Linked DNA regions of Homo sapiens: regions 2 and 3 are each linked to region 1. A link is a loop called in an ENCODE intact Hi-C map of the cell type or tissue named here. Cell type or tissue: Caco-2. All regions are shown on one strand.

Region 1 (2,500 bases):
GCCAGGGTAATTAAGACAGTATGGTAATGGCAGAGAGACACATAGATCAGTGAAATGGGCAACAATAACCTAGACCCACACAAATACACCAAACTGATTTTTGACAGAGATTCAAAAGCCATTCAGTGAAGGAAGGATGGTGTTTTCAACAAATGGTGCTGGAGTAACTGGATGTTCATAGGCAAAAAAGAAATGAGAAAATTCTATAACTGGGAGAAAACAACAGTACCACTGGACTGTACTGCTACAGGGTTTCACAGAAGCCCCAAACTTATTTGGTCAAATCTTAGTCCTGGAGGAATTCCAACCTTCCAGGGGAACCCAGTTGTTACAATATGTAGATGAACTTTTAATATCTGGCAAAAGGAAGGCCGAGTGATCAGAAACCACCATAATCTTGCCTTATTTTCTTTGAGAAAGGGGATTGCGAGTCTCTAAGAACAAATTGCAGTTTGTAGAAAAAGAAGTTAAATATTTAGGACACCTGATTGGTGAAGGGAAGTGGATAATAAACTCAGAATATTGGGAATAGTGGGTTTGCCTTTGCCTAAGACAAAGAGAAAACTCCAAAAATTTTTAGGTTTAACTGGCTACAGTAGGTTATGGATTGACTCATATGCTTAAAAGACAAAATTCTGTATCTCAAGTTACTAGAAGAGGAGCCCAATCCCTTGTAATGGTCCCTAGATGAAATTAAGGCAGTGAAAGAGCTAAAGCAGGCCCTCATTACAGTCCTGGTCCTGGCCCTCCCATCTTTAGAGAAACCATTCTATCTGTTTGTAACAGTAGACCGGGGCATGGCCCTTGGGGTGCTCACTCAAACCTGGGGAGGGAAGAGGCAACCTGTTGCTTTTGTCTCCAAGCTTCTCGATCCTGTCTCTCAGGGGTGATCTGAATGTGTGCAAGCAGTAGCTGCGACAGCCCTGCTGGTAGAGGAGAGTCGAAAGCTAATGTTTGGTGGGGCCCTAATAGTAAACACCCCACACCAGGTCAGGAATATATTAAATCAGAAAGCTGGGAGATGGTTAGTGGATTCTCAGATTCTAAAATATGAAGCCATATTACTAGAAAAAGATTATTTGGTTGTAACACCAGATACTTGCCTGAATCCAGCCAGTGTCCTATGGAAAGGAGACCAGAACAAAGAGACATCAGATCATAACTGCTTAGATACCATAGAATACCAAGCCAAAGTTAGACCAGACCTTAGGGAAGCTCCACTACGTGATGGATTAGACTGTTTGTGGATGGGTCATCCGGAGTGATAGATGGCAAGGGACTTAATGGTTATGCTGTCTTTGATGGAAATAAACACTCATTATGTGAGAAAGGTAGATTACCTAATGGCTGGTCGGCCCAAAAATGTGAATTACATGCTCTTGACCAGGCCCTAAAGCTCCTTGAAGGCCAGGAAGGAAATATATATACTGATTCTAAATGTGCCTATGGGGTGGTACACACTTTTGGAAAAATCTGGACAGAGCGGGGCCTAATAAATAGCAAGGGAAAAGAATTGGTACACGGGGAACTGGTCAAACAGGTTTTAGAAAGTCTCCTGCTTCCAGCAGAGGTAGCCATAGTTCATGTAAATGATCATCAGAACGGGAACACTATAGAAGCTGTAGGAAACAGGTTTGTGGATGAAGCTGCTAGGCAAGCCTCCCTGGAGGAAGAAATTAGACTATTTAGCCTGATACCAGACATCCCTAAGGTGGTATTAAGGCCTCAGTTTACCAGAGAGAAGAAGGAAGAATTAGGCAGGATAGGGGTCACTCAAACTGAAGATGGGAAATGGGTACTTTCTGATGGGAGAGAAATGATAAGTAAACCCCTGATGAGAGAACTGATGTCTGTATTACTCCCCAAAGGGAGTCACTGGGGACCCCAGAGTCCGTGTGATGCAATATTTAAGAATTATGGATAGATAGGGATTTATACCCTCGCTAAACAAGTATGTGGAAGTTGTGTAACTTGTCAAAGGATAAACAAAGAGGTGATTAGAAAACAGTTCATGGGAGGAAGACCTCCTGGACTAAGACCATTTCAGAGCATTCAAGTAGATTTCACATAAATACCCAAAGTAGGAAGACTGAAGTATTTACTGGTGATTATAGGTTACCTTTCCAGCTGGGTGGAAGCCTTTCCCCTTCCAACAGCCACTGCCAGGAATGTAGTCAAAATAATATTATAACAGACTGTACCTAGATTTGGCCTGGTGAAAAACGTTGATTCAGACAATGGCAGCCAATTTACCTCCCGGGTGTTAAGGGGAATTATGGAAGGTTTACAAATTAGATGGGATTATTACACCCCTTGGCATCCCCCTTCCTCTGGAAAGGTAGAAGGAATGACTGAAACTCTCAAAAAGCATTTCACCAAACTAATAAACTAAAATGCCTTGGACAAAATGTCTCCCAATAGCACTCCTTAGGAAGTCCCAAGAAAAGACTTGGGATTGTCCCCCTATGAGTTATTATATGGGCTCCTGTATTTGGGCAGA
Region 2 (2,500 bases), 90 kb after region 1:
TAACCGGTTAGGTCAGTGGTCGATCTTTAACAACCAGTCCCAGGGTGTGGTGCCGGGCTGTCTGCCTGTGGATTTCATTTCTGCCTTTTAGATTTTATTTCTTCTTTCTTTGGAGGCCGAAATTGGGCATAAGACAATATGAGGGGTGGTCTCCTCCCTTAACATGAGACATCAATCAATATATGTAAGAAGTACATTGGTTCAGTCTAGAAAGGCAGGACAACTTGAAGCAAAGGCAGGAACACTGGAAGTGGGGAGGGAGCTTCCAGGTCACAGGTAGGTGATACAGAAATGGTTACATTATTTTGAGTTTCTGGTTAGCCTTTCCAAAGGAGGCAAATAAGATATGCCTCTATCTCAATGAACAGAAGAGTGACTTTGAATAGAATGGGAGGCAAGTTTGCCCTAAGCAGTTTCCAGCTTGAGTTTTCCTTAGTGATTTTGGGGGTCCAAGATATTTTCCTTTCACAAAGTGTATCCAGGGGTATGGAAACATTACACAATGCTGGGATGTGCTGGGAAACATAACTCTAGGTCAGAGTTTGGCAAAGTTGGACCTGTGGGCCAAATCCTGCCCATTGTCTATTTTTATAAATAAAGTTTTATTGGAACAGAGCCACACCCATTTATTTAAAATTTTTTTTACAGCTGCTTTTTGCTACAGTGGCAGAATTGCATAGTGGTGACAAAACTGTATGATATTCAAAGTCAAAAATATTTATTATCTGGCCCTTTACAGAAAAAGTTTTTTGCCTCTGTTGAAGTGAGATTAAAGGGTAGGTGCTGAAACAATAGTCCCTAATGCTCTCCAAATCTTGGAAAGGTAAAGTGATTATTGCTAGTAAGGAGGAATTTGTGAAAATGACCTTTTTCACAATCAAAGTATTTATTGATGAATAAATGAACCTGGAGCCACTATGTATAACTGTTCTAAATGCATTTGGAAATTGCTCACAAAACTGTTTCTATACCTCTTTTTCATACTGGTCAGTGTCATCACCCAATTGCCTAAGCCAGAAATCTAGCTAATGTCCTAAATTCCTCTTGCTCCTTCCTTACTTTATCAGCAACTCATGTACCTCTCTCTGTTCTTACTGTCATCATCCTGGGCCAGGCCCCCTGGAATTCCAGACTTGCTTGGAATTCAACCAACATTTCCTAACAGCCTTTCCCACCTCCACACATTCTTCTATATTCAATTTCTATCCTACAGTGTGACCTTTTAAAAGGTCCCAATCCCCTATTTATATCCTTCAATGGCTTTTTATTGCCTTTAGAAAAAAAAATCCAAACTCTGGAGCATAATTTATAGAGAGTTCTTCACAAATGGCCTTTATTTGACTAACTTCTCTTTACGCTTCAGGTCCCAGTTTATCTATTAATTCCTCCAGGGATCCTTCTCTGGTGCTCAAGTCTGGGTTGTCACCCTCAAATGTTCTTCTAAGGTGCTTTACAGTTTCTTGTTTTAGAACAAAACACATTGCATTGTAATTGTTTGTTTAATTGTCTGTCTGAGCAGTCTAACACTGCCAGGGCAAGGACCATGTCTTCATTAACTGGGAACACACTGGGAGGGAAACAGATATAGTCCCTGTTGTAAAGACATTTGCAGCATGGTGAGAGAAATTGACATTTTCTAAGTAATTACTCAAATATAAGCAGAACAATCCTTTTTGGAGATTTTTAAACTGGGGTTCTCTATTCCTCTTTACTGAAATCATTCTTGTCATCTTAGTGTTCTTCTCCCATTCATTGATTTAGGAAGAAGGCAAAGACAGACTAGAATAATGAGATCACTGATAAGTTTTGAATTTAATAGTTCATAGTATGACAGTAATCTTGAAGGCCAAGCTTTCAGTTGCAAGAGGTAGTCACCCCAAGGAGAAAAGGGGTTCCTGAATTCCAAAAGCTTCCCTTTAACCCATTTCCCATTTAGCAATAAAAGGTGCAGCTCACTTCCAGGGCTCATTTAATTATACATAAACATGCTTTTTGAGGCCGAAGCAAATCTGACTGATTTTTAATGTGAAAATAAAATACGAAAACTGTTCATGGAGTTATTTCTAAACAGCACTTGTCTCTAATCCTAATGTAACAGAAAAGTATATGATGTTACATTAGGATTGGAGATAAGTACTCTCAGGGCAAATGGGAAATGGGTTAATAATCAATACTCAAAGCTTGGGGGACTAAGATAAAATTTTACTCTAACCTCTAGGGCAGGGAGGGTGAAGGAAAGTTATACAGGGAGAAGACAAAAGCCCTCCTTGGATCAGGTAGAGGATCCTGAAACATGAGGGAGAGAACAGCAAAAGAGTTTTCCATCCTTGCTTTCCTTTCCATAACTCAGGGAAGCCTCTTAGAGAAGCCCTGAGTTTGTCATGATGCTGGAGAAACATGATACCTTGGAGGTTGACAGCAATGGCTGAGGCAGGTGATCAGGTGAATGGGCTTGATACAGGGATAGAAGTCTAGAATTCCAGAGTCTTTTAGAGAGGGA
Region 3 (2,500 bases), 190 kb after region 1:
TCATGAGGCCAACATTACCCTGATATCAAACTCATACAAAGACACCATAAGATGACCAAATCCCCATAAAATACTAGCAAACCAAGAAATAAAATACACCATGTCAAATGGTATTAATGCCTGTGACATAAGGATGGTTCAGCATATGAAAATCAATCAATGTGATAAAATACATGAACAGAACAAAGGATAGAAACCACAAGACCATCTCAGCAGATGCAGAAATGCATTTAATATAAATCAATACTGTTTAATGATTTAAAAAACTCAACAAACTAGGGAATAGAAAAAAAATACCAATACATAAAACAGGGCAGAAGTAAAAGGCTCACAGCTACTCATTAATGAAAAACTGAAAGCTTTTCCTCTAAGATCATGAAAGAAGCAATTATGTCCTCTCTTGTTACTTCTATTCAACATAATATTGGAAATCTGAGCCAGAGAAATTAGGCAGGAAAAAAAGAGGCATCCAAATCAGAAAGGAAGAAGTAAAATTGTCTCTGTTTATAGGTTACATAATATAATTTGTAGAAAATCTCTTAACCCCTTATCAGATATATAGTTTGCAAATATTTTCTTCCACTCCATAGGTTGTCTTTTCAATGTTTTTTGAGTTTACTGATTCTTTGTTCTCCTTCATCTAGTCTTCTAGTGAATCCTTCTAGTGAATTTTTCAGTGTAGTTACTGTATTCTTTTACTCAAAGATTTCTGTTTAGCACTTTAAAAATACTTTCTAGCTCTACGTTGAAATTCTCATTTTGCTTATACATTTTTCTCCTGAGCTCATTGAGGATATTTATATGGTTAATTTGAATTATCTGTTAGATAAATCATACATCTCTGTTTTATTAGAGTTGGTTTCTGATGCTTTATATATTGTTCCTTTGTTCTGGCTGTATTTTCTTGTTTCTTCGTTTTCCTTGACTTTTTGTGTTGGCATCTGCATATTAGGAAAAATAGACATCCCTACCAGTCTTCACAGACTGGCCTTGTATGGGAGAAGACCCTCACCAGTCAGCCCAGCCAGAGATACTGGGGGCCTCTCAAATGTCTCTGTATGCATTTTATCTGAAGTTGTGTTATCCAAATTAGCTGGATTTGCCAGCTTTTTTTTTTTCCTTCCGGCGTTTGTAATCTCTTGCTCCCTCTGGTGTTCTTTGCTGTATGGGTCTTCTGGGGCAGCAGCACGCCCCAAGCTCTTTTTCTGTGGTTGTTCTCAACAGTCCTTCCTAAGGCACCTAGAGTATACTGGGTCCTGTGGGTATTCTGAGACAGGTGAGAAAAACAAACAAACAAACAAACAAACAACAACAACAACAACAACAAAAACCATCCCTCAGGCAGTCCCTGGAAAATTTGGAATGATGAATGAACAATTCAACTCTTTCTCTCTCCAGGGAGAAGTTGGGATTTGAGGGTTTTGCCCCACTGACTCAGGACTGAGCCAGAGGGAGGGCATATGGAAAGTATGTGCATGCAAGTCCAACCTGCTGCTTTTGTTCTCAGTGGCTTCCAACTGGGGACCTTTCCTGACAGCATTCAGATTCAGCCAGGCAGAAATAAACCTTGGGCAGCACCCAGAAAAGTCATAACTTTTGAAGTATGGTCCAGTCCTTTTCTTATCTCCCCAGGTAGAAAATTGGGAACTGGTTTTGTTATTGTTGTTGTTGATCATGTGGTTGAGAGGAGGAACCTTGAATTTTTCCACCATCTTCAGTTAGGCTCGTGTTGCTCTTGCCTGTGGTTTAGGAGCCCCTCAGTTCGTTTCTGGACTTCTCATACAGGGAATTGGTCCATGTATTGTTATTGTTGAATTTGTCTGTCTATGGGGAGGAGGAAGATAAAATGCTTCATATTCCCCCATCTTTCTGATGTCCCTCTTTTTTGCCTTTAATTTAAAATTATTTATTAATTTGCTACTGTGTGCTGGAGATTGCACTGAACTCTGGAGACTCTGAGCTTAAGTTTCATTATACAACTTCCATGGTGTTTTATTCTTGTACTCCTGATTTTTTCTCTTTATGTATTGGTTTTCAGGATAATTATTTGTTTATTTAGCATCTTCCTACGGTAAACATTGGCTCCTTTTCCTTTTTTGTTGTTAAAGCATCCAAGATTTTAACATATTAGATACATTTCAAATTATTGCAGTCAATATTCCTATCCATGCTCAATTTATTTCATTTGTGAGCTGTGGTAACCCTTTGAAGTTAGCTCCTGGATCCTTTTTACTGATATAATCCTAGAAAGCATCAAGAGCCAAGACAAGGTCTGTTATTTCACTGCCCTTCTCCCATTTGTTCTCCTCTTCTCTGTCTATCTGCTGAATAGGCTCCCACAGGGATGGGATGGGGTGCTTGGGGACTTCGAGAGAGTAACAAAAGTTTTACCACTTAACTATCATTGTCACTGATGTCTTTGTAGACCGCAGACTGCCGATGTTAATTCTTTGGAGTGCCACAGAGACTTCTTCACCATCCTGGCAGTATATCTGAGGTC

Evidence for each region. Peaks named below come from ENCODE experiments on the same cell type or tissue, not always from the same donor. Only the 100,000 strongest peaks of a DNase experiment are listed, where the experiment ranks them.
Region 2: a loop joins it to region 1, with 6 times the contacts of the local background. A loop is called at or near these places in 2 of 110 quality-filtered maps.
Region 3: it touches region 1 in a loop (11-fold over the local background); 9 of 110 quality-filtered maps call a loop at or near these places.

Annotation. Positions count from the first base shown.
Region 1 is chr4:143,178,183-143,180,682 of GRCh38, reverse strand. All of the region lies in intron 1 of USP38-DT (USP38 divergent transcript), which reads left to right. Among named protein-coding and RNA genes, the nearest start is that of USP38-DT, 5.4 kb to the left of the region's middle. In Caco-2, no CTCF peak of the experiment used is centred here; a DNase peak (open chromatin) is centred at 1,542.
Region 2 is chr4:143,088,120-143,090,619 of GRCh38, reverse strand. The region is part of intron 1 of USP38-DT (USP38 divergent transcript); the gene reads left to right. Among named protein-coding and RNA genes, the nearest start is that of USP38-DT, 95 kb to the left of the region's middle. In Caco-2, no CTCF peak of the experiment used is centred here; a DNase peak (open chromatin) is centred at 1,109.
Region 3 is chr4:142,984,047-142,986,546 of GRCh38, reverse strand. The region is part of intron 1 of USP38-DT (USP38 divergent transcript); the gene reads left to right. Among named protein-coding and RNA genes, the nearest start is that of INPP4B, 140 kb to the right of the region's middle. In Caco-2, a CTCF peak has its summit at 1,117 (motif pointing left); no DNase peak of the experiment used is centred here.